Linked DNA regions of Homo sapiens: region 2 is linked to region 1. The links are chromatin loops, found by intact Hi-C in ENCODE. Cell type or tissue: heart right ventricle. All regions are shown on one strand. Links, peaks and the distances in the headings refer to the core of each region. The heading gives the core; the rest is flanking DNA. Region 1 overlaps PTGIS (prostaglandin I2 synthase). Region 2 has its middle 24 kb from the start of B4GALT5.

Evidence for each region. Hi-C counts contacts between places; a loop is a spot of excess contacts. Peaks named below come from ENCODE experiments on the same cell type or tissue, not always from the same donor. Only the 100,000 strongest peaks of a DNase experiment are listed, where the experiment ranks them.
Region 2: it touches region 1 in a loop (6-fold over the local background); 1 of 110 quality-filtered maps calls a loop at or near these places.

Annotation. Positions count from the first base shown.
Region 1 is chr20:49,539,815-49,544,203 of GRCh38, forward strand. The region is part of intron 4 of PTGIS (prostaglandin I2 synthase); the gene reads right to left. Among named protein-coding and RNA genes, the nearest start is that of PTGIS, 26 kb to the right of the region's middle. RefSeq lists an enhancer at 1,987-2,036 and a silencer at 2,492-2,768. In heart right ventricle, for the core only: CTCF peaks have their summits at 2,090 and 2,290; DNase peaks (open chromatin) are centred at 2,097 and 3,927; H3K27ac peaks cover 687 bases.
Region 2 is chr20:49,735,242-49,739,630 of GRCh38, forward strand. No RefSeq gene overlaps it. Among named protein-coding and RNA genes, the nearest start is that of B4GALT5, 24 kb to the left of the region's middle. In heart right ventricle, for the core only: no CTCF peak of the experiment used is centred there; no DNase peak of the experiment used is centred there.

The sequences.
Region 1 (4,389 bases), core at 218-4,217:
CAACTACTAATCCTACTGTGCGCCAAAGACCATTCTGGGCACTGAACAGTCGGCAGTGAAAAAAACAAAAATCCCTGTCCTCAAGGAGCTGACCTCTCAGCACAGGGAGACAGACAACAGACGAGAGGATGAGTAAAATGAATAATGCGCCAGCTGGTGCCCCGCGGCACTGTCAGACACAAAGCTGGGTAGCAGGATGGGAGGGCGGGGGCTGTGGTGTCAGGTGCCAGGTGAGGGAGGGGCTGGTGTCAAGCTGACAGCTGAAGGCTGAGAAGGAGTCAGCCATGGGCAGAGCAGAGGGAGGGGTAGGAAGCAGAGCAAGCACCAGGTGTGATGTCCTGGGGCAGGAGGGAGCCCGGTGCTGGGGAGCAGCAAGGAGGCTGATGAGGCTGCAGCAGAGAGCTCGAGGGGACGGTGCTGAGATGGGGGCACAGAGAAGGGGAGGAGATGCCTGCTCCCAGGGAGGGATTCAGGGAAGACTTCCTAGAGAAGGGAGGGTCTGAGCTGAGATCTGCAGGATGATCGGGGGAAGCAGAAGAGGAACGTGTTCAGGCAACAGGCACAGCCTGTGCAAAGGCCCAGAGCTGAGAGTGCAACCGTGCCTGGTGGGAGAGGTGCCAGCTGTGGCTGGTGCAGGCACTGGAGCCGGGGTGTGAGGCAGAGGATGGGAGGGCCTGGGCTGTCAGGGCTGGCCACGCAAGGCAGGCATTTGCAGCAGTGAGAAGGTTGTGCTTGATCTGAGGGGCTCTGGGAGGCCCGAGAAGGAGGTCAGGGCCTGGTCAAGTGTGAAAAAGGGTAAGACATGGGAGCTAGCATGAGCTCTCATGTGCTCTCACTGAGGCACACTTACGCACACGCACACGCACACACACAGGACCACGCTCAGAGGACGCGCCTTCACCTCCAGCCCCCTTTAAATGCCCCAGGAGTCCAGCCCCAGCCCAGCGGGCTGACCTCAGTCCTGGGAGGGAAACTGCAGGCTTTCATTTTGTCATCTCTGCCTCAGCAGAGAGTCACAACAAAGAGACGCAACCAAAGCCCCGGGGCCTCACCCTCTCACCCTCCCCTTGAGCTCCTGGATCCCTGTGCAGACAAAGACCAGAGACCAGGATCTCTCAGGAGAGGGGTTTTCCCAGATGAAGAGAGAATGGAAGCAGGAATGAGGGTAGGTGGGGGCCGAGAGAGGCCTGCGTGGTCCCTGCTCTGTCCCTCACCTGCACAGTGGTGGCAGAAGTTGTAAAGGTGCAGCCCACACACTGGATTCAGTCCACAAATGTGTTTTATCAAGGGAGTTCCTAAAAACAAACTAAAGCTTCCTTCAAACATTTGGGGAAACTCACACAAAATCCGGATTTCCTGCTCATCTCATCTTGAAAAAGGAATCTGGCTGACCTGCGGTCCCACCTGGAAACCTAGCAGGAGCAGAGTTGCAGCCGCCCCTTTTAGACAGACACGTGCTTGCCAGGCCACTGCGGTACTCCCAAGGCCCTGTGGTCTCGGTGACACTGCAGTTGACACTGGTCATCATTTATCATCACACTTGCACTGTTGTTTTTTGCTAACTCAGAGAACCATTTCCCGGTACATATATTTCTACCAAAACAGGCAATGAAAAATAAACCAAAAAAGTAAACCGGCCGGGAGAGGTGGCTCACGCCTGTAATCCTAGCACTTTGGGATGCCGAGGTGGTTATATCACCTGAGGTCAGGAGTTCGAGACCAGCTTGGCCAACATGGTGAAACCCCCTCTCTACTAAAAATACAAAAATTAGCTGGGCATGGTGGCGGCACCTGTAGTCCCAGCTACTCAGGAGGCTGAGGCGAGAGAATCGCTTGAATCTGGGAGGCGGAGGTTGCAGCGAGCAGAGATCGCGCCATTATTGCACTCCAGCCTGGGCGAAAGAGCGAAACTTTGTCTTTAAAATAAAATAAAATAAAATGAAGGAAAAGAAAACAAAAAGAAAAAGTAAACCCAGAGGACCACAAGGTTTTGCTCTGTGGAAGCGAAGCCGGCAGCTCCATATCAAAAGAGCACGGCTGAAGACAGGATAATCCCATATGTAAATACACACACGACCCACAGGCGGCGCTAGAGCCACAAAGAAAAATAAAGCTGAACCAAGCTGGGTCACAGGAGGGAGCCATCACGAAAATGGGACTCAAGAAAGACCTCTCTGAGCAGGTGGCGCTCGCGATAAGGCTTAAACGAAGTGGGGTGGGAGCCACGCAGACCTGTGGGGAACAGCATTCCCAGGCAAGGGAACAGAAATAGCAAAGGCCACAAAGAGAGAGCGTGCCTGACCTGCTCAAGGGGCAGCAGAGAGGTAGGTGGGAGGAGGGGAGGCCAGGGCTACAAGGTGAGGACAGAGGAGAACTTTGGGTGTGACTCAGTGAGGCCAGGGCCAACACAGGCCAGGCTGGTGGGTGTAAGAGGTGGCACCTCACAGTTCGGGCTGCCTGAACCGGCACCCCTTTCACCTCTGTGTCCCTCCCATCCAACTGGCCCATTCTCTTTGTATTTCAGGGGCTGCTGATTGATGGCAGTGGAAAGGCCTACAGCTGCCAAGCCAGGGGGCAGGAGCTCCAGCCCAGGCCTCAGGCCCTGAAGACACAGTTACCGGGTTACAGGTATGGATTTACGTCTGATTCCCCCTGAGCTGATTCCCCTGTGCCTGCCGCTGTACCATGGAGCCTAGCCAGACCCAGCTGCCCCTGAGCCTGCCTCTCCCCAGCCTATCTCTCTCTGACTTCTTTGTCTGCACAGGGACCCAGGAGCCAGGAGACCTGGGAGGATCACTACTGTGAACTTGCTGGGTGGTTTCAGCTGGCCCTCTCTGGACCTCAGTCCCCATCATACAATGCAGGGTGGACCAGACCAGCATCACCCACACCAATTACAGCCCTTGACACTGTTTGCACCACCCCAGGGCAAAACAAAAAGAATGGGGACTGTTCGTGTGCTGAGAGCTGTGGCTGAGAGTGCAGACTCTGGGACCAGCCCTGTCCTGACCCCAACACAGGCCTCTGGGCAAATGACTCAGGCTCTCCAGGTCTCAGTTTTCTCATCTGTCAAATGGAATATGTAAAGTCCTAGCCTCCTAGAGCGATTGTGAGCATTAAAAGAGCTGAGACACGCCGAGTCTACACATATGCACACACATATCATAAATATACCCACATGCCCATATGTGTCAACGAATGACTGCCCTTTATCCTAGAACTATGTTGCTCTAATTTCTTGGAGGGGTTGAAATGTCCTTTTTTAAATTAAATTTAAATTAAATTAAATTCTGGTTGGTTAAGGGCATCACTAAAATCAGGGAGCTGTCCTTAACACCACTCTATCCCTCTCACTCACGCCCACGCTCCCCCATCCCCACCGCTGCCCCAGTCAAATCTTCCGGCAGAGCCAGTGAACTCTATCTCCAAAAGCTACCCAAATTCTCACCACCTCCCTGGGCCACCACCATTCTCTCACCTTGGTGACACCTGGCAGCCTCCTGCTAGGTCCTCCTGCCTCCCTCTCCACCCCTCCTTACCCCTACAGTCCATCCTCCATCCAGCAGCCAGAGGGGGCTTTCAAACTAAGTTAGATCATGTCCTGCCCCTGTGCAAACCCCTGATGTCACCCGATCTTACTCAGCATAATTTCCAAAGCCTTCCCTGACCTCCCGACTGCCTGAGGCCTGCTTCTGCCCACTTCTCTGACCTCCTGTCCACCTTCCCTCCTTGGCTCTTTATGCTGTAGCCACACTGGCCGTCTCTCTGAGCTTCCTCCCACCTCTGGGCCTTTGCACCTGCTGTTTCCCCTGCCTAGAGTGTTGGCGTGGTGGGCACTTTGCAGTTAGGTCTTGGCTCAGAAGCCAGACCCCCAGAGCATGACCCTGCCTCGTCAGTCGGCCTAAGAAAGCCCCCCAGATGCTGTCACCCCACCCGTGGATCTCTGTCATCGTGTTTATCACTCTCTGACATAACTCAATTCGGCCTCCCCCACTGGAGTGTCAGCTGTGTGAATTTGGGGACTTCATCTGTCCTGTTCCCTGCTGTATCCCCAGAGCCTGGATTAGTGCCCGGCACTGCTGAAGGAAGGAACGTTCGGTTGTGCAGTTTTTAACATACATTTACAAGACCAGATAAAAGGTTAAGGTCCCAAGTTGATCTCCCAAACATTTTGTTTTCTGTTCTGTGAAATCCCAAAGTCTGGAAGCCACAGGACAAGATGACCTCTGAAGTCTTGCTCTGTGACTTCCTCTCTGAATGACCTGTAAGGTCCCATTTCCAGCCAGTGTCTCCTTTTACAGTTCATGAGCTAGGTCAGATGAACAGCCGGGGCCCTGGTGCATGGCGTCTTTCCTACAGTCTTTGCTTTGGGTGTCTCAAATTGCTTCC
Region 2 (4,389 bases), core at 100-4,099, 200 kb after region 1:
TCATGGCTCACTGCAGCCTCCAACTGTTAGCCCCAAGACATCTTCCTGCTTCTGTCCCCCACGTACCTAGGACCACAGGTGCATGCCACTATGCCCAGCTATTTAAAAATTGTTTTGTAGAGATGAGGTTTTACTATGTTGCCCAGGCTGGTCTTGAACTCCTGGGCTCAAGTGATCCTCCCCACTTGGCCTCCCAAAATGCTGGGATTACAGGCATGAGTCACTGTGACTGGCCAGGCATCCATCTTGAAAACATTATGCTAAATAAGAGAAGCCAGACACAAAAGGCCACATACTGTATGATTCTATTTCTAGGAAATGTACAGAATAGGCAAATCTATTATAGATGATTAGTTGTCTAAGACTGAGAGCATGGGGAGAGATGGGGAATGACTGCTAAATGGTATGGGGCTTCTTAAGGGGGTGATGAAAATGTTCTAAAATTGATTGTGGTGTGGTTGCACAACTCTGTGAATATACTAAAAACCATTAGATTGAATATTTATTTATTTATTTAGAGACAGAGTCTCGCTCTGTTGCCAGACTGGAGTGCAGTGGCACAATCTCAGCTCACCGTCACCTCCGCCTCCCGGGTTCAAGTGATTCTCCTGACTCAGCCTCCTGAGTAGCTGGGATTACAGGTGTGCGCCACCATGCCTGGCTAATTTTTGTATTTTTAGTAGAGATGGAGTTTCACCATGTTGGCCAGGCTGGTCTTGAACTCCTGACCTCCGGTGATCTGCCCACCTCAGTCTCCCAAAGTGCTGGGGTTACAGGATGAGCCACCGCATCCGGCAGATTGAATACTTTAAATGGAAAAATCGTATCGCATGTAAATTATATTTCAATAAAGCTGTTACATATACGTATATTTTTTAATCCAATAAAAAGTCTTGGCGGGGCGCGGTGGCTGGCCTGTAATCCCAGCACTTTTGGAGGCTGAGGCGGGCGGATCACGAGGTCAGGGGATCAAGACCATCCTGCTGATTTACACGGTGAAACCCCGTCTCTACTAAAAATGCAAAAAATTAGCCGGGCGTGGTGGCGGGCGCCTGTAGTCCCAGCTACTCGGGAGGCTGAGGCAGGAGTATGGCGTGAACCCGGGAGGCGCAGCTTGCAGTGAGCCGAGATCGCGCCACTGCACTCCAGCCTGGGCGACAGAGTGAGACTCCGTCTCAAAAAAAAAAAAAAATCTCCTTCCCACTTTTGTTCTCCATTGAACCAGTTCCCAACACTAGCTGCTCCTTGCCATGCACACACACACACACACACACACACACACACACAGAGCTAACTACTATTGTTAGTTTCTTGTGTTTCTCCAGTTTTTATGTGCATAAAATATAAACATAGATTCTTTTCCCCCATGCTCTTACACAAGAATAGCATAATACTGTTCTGCCCTTTCTTTTTTCATTTAATATTTCAGTGCGTTACACTTGCCTTATTCTTTTTATTTAATTAATTAATTTATTTTCTGTAGGGACAGGGAGTCTTGCTATGTGGCCCAGGCTGGTCTCCAACTCTTGGTCTCAAGAGATCCTCCCGCCTTGGCCTCCCAAAGTGCTGAGACTATAGGTGTGTACCATTGTACCCAGCCTGATTCTCTCTCTCTCTCTTTTTTTTTTTCCTGTTCTTTTCTTTTGAGAGGGGGCAGGGTCTCACTTTGTTACCCAGGCTGGAGTGCAGTGGCACAATCTCGGCTCACTGCAACCTTTGCCTCTCAGATTCAAGTGATTCTCCTGCCTCACCTACCCTAGTAGCTGAGATTACAGGCGTGTGCCACCACCCCTGGCTAATTTTTGTTTTTTTGGTAGAGAAGCGGTTTTGTCATGTTGACCAGCCTCGTCTCGAACTCCTAGCCTCAAGTGATTCACCTGCCTTAGCCTCTCAAAATGCTGGGGTTACAGGTGTGAGCCACTGTGCCCACTGATTCTTTTTAATAGCCACATAATATTCAGTTTTATGAATAAACTATAATTAGTTTATTCTTCTAACAGAAATTTGGTTGTTTCTAATCTTTCTACCTTAACACAGTGTTGCAATATATATACATTATTTTGCACATGGGCAGGTGTGTCTGTAGGATTAATGACTAGAAATGGACTTTCTGGGTCAAAAGGTATGTCTTTGTAATGATGATAGAGACCTTGCTCCCAAGGGTGCTGTACCAGTTTACATGCTCACCAGCAACATGGGAGGGTGCTTGATCTTTGCCAGCACAACAGAGTGAGCGTCACATAGTTTCACTTGCATTTCTTCTTCTGTGATAATTCAAGCATCTTTTAATATATGTAAGAGCCGTTTGTATTTTTTTGGTCATTTCCTTTGCCATTTTCCACTGGGTGTGTACTTTTCTATTTCTAGAAAGAATATGCTTTATGTATTAGGAAGATACAGCCCTTTCTATATGAGTTGACATTTTTCCTGGCTTGTCATTTGTGTTTTGACTTTGTTTGTGGTACTTTTTGTCCCTGGACTTTAATCATTTAAAAATTTTTTCTTATTTATGTATTTATTTGAAACAGGATCTCATTCTGTCATCCAGGCTGGAGTAGAGTGGTGCCATCATAGCTTGCTGCTGCCTCAAACTTCTGGGCTCAAGTGATCCTCCTGTCTCAGCCTCTGGAGTAGCTGGGACCACAGGTGCATCCCACCATACCCGGCTATGTCCCTGGACTTTAAGCTTCTTGGCTATCTACGCTCCGTCTTATCTATTCCCTTGAACTCCCCCTATCTCCATTTCATCTGCTCACTCATTGTCTTCATCTTTTCAGGCTGCTATATCAAAATACCATAAGCTGGGTGGATTTTAAACAACAGAGGTTTATTTTTCACTGTTCTGAATGCAGGGAAGTCCAAGATCAAAGCACTGGCAGATTCAGTGTCTGGTGACGGCTTGATTTCTGGTTCATGGATGATATCTTCTCGCTGTGTCCTCACATGGTTGAGGAGGGGAAGGCAGCTCTCTGGGGCCTCTTTTATATGTGGCACTAATCCCATTTTTGTGGGTTCCACCCTCATGACCTAAACCCTTCCCAAGGCCGCACTTCCTAATACCACCCCATTGGTGATTAAGTTTCAATATATGAATTTGGTAGGGGAGACATAAACATTCAGATTTTAGCATTTCTCCCCTGGCTCCCCAAAAGTCATGTCCTTCTTGCATGCAAAATATATTCATTCCATCCCAATAGCCCCCAAAGTCTTAAACCATAATATCAGCCCACGCTTGTAATCCCAGCAGTTTGGGAGGCAAAGGTGGGTGAATCATTTGAGGTCAGGAGTTCAAGGCCAGCCTGACCAACATGGTCCAACCCCGTCTCTATAAAAATACAAAAAAATTAGCTGGGCATGGTGGCACAGGCCTGTAATCTCAGCTACTCAGGAGGCTGAGGTGAAAGGATCGCTTGAACCCGGGAGGTAGAGGTTGCAGTGAGCCAAGATCACGCCACTCCACTGCAGCCTGGACTACAGAGCGAGACTCCATCTCAAAACATAAAATAAAATAAAGATAAGATACAGGTGAGACTCAAGATACGATTCATCCTGAAGCAAACTGCTCTCTAGCCGTGAACCTGTGAACTACCAAAATACATCAATGGGATGGGCATAGGACAGACATTCCCATTCCGAAAAGGAGAAGTAGGAAGGAGGAAAGGGGTGACAGATCTGAAGCAAGTCCAAAACCTTACGTCTCAGGAACAATCTTTGACTCAAGGCTCTGCCCTCCAGGCCCACTGGGGGCTGTGCCCTGACTTCCGGACCCACTGGGATGGAGGTCCTGCCTCCACAGTTTGGCTGGGCAGCAGTTTGACCCCCAAGGCTCTGAGTGTTCTGTTCCCACGGCTTTGCTGAGTGCAGCCTATGCCACAGTTCTCATGGATTGGAGTAATGTGCCTGTGGCTGTCCCAGCCTGGCATCACGCTCTGGTGGTGCAACCAGTCTGGAGTCTCAGGGTGGCCCCACCTCTGCAGGCACCCCACCCCCATGGCTCCACTCGGCACTGCCCTTGTGGGGGCTCTCCACAGAGGCCCTGCTGCTGCCTTGCTTCTCTGCCTAGGCCCTGAGGCCTTCTGGGGGCATCCTTAGAAACTTAGGTGGAGGCAGCCACGTCCCCACAGCTTTGCTGGGCACAGTACACCCCAAACCAGGGCCCACTGGAGCGGCATCTGGGATGGCCGAGGAGGTAGAAATGGAGTGTGGGGAGCAGAGTCGAGAGGCAGTGGTAGCCAAAGTCCCACAGGCCCTGGTGGCCCCTCCTTTGAAATTGCTCTGTCCTCTGGGCCCTGGCACAATGGGCCTATCACGGGAGGAGCAGCTCCAGTCATCTCTGAAATGTCTTTGGGGTCCTTCTTTTTTTTTTTTCTAGATGGAGTCTCGTTCTAT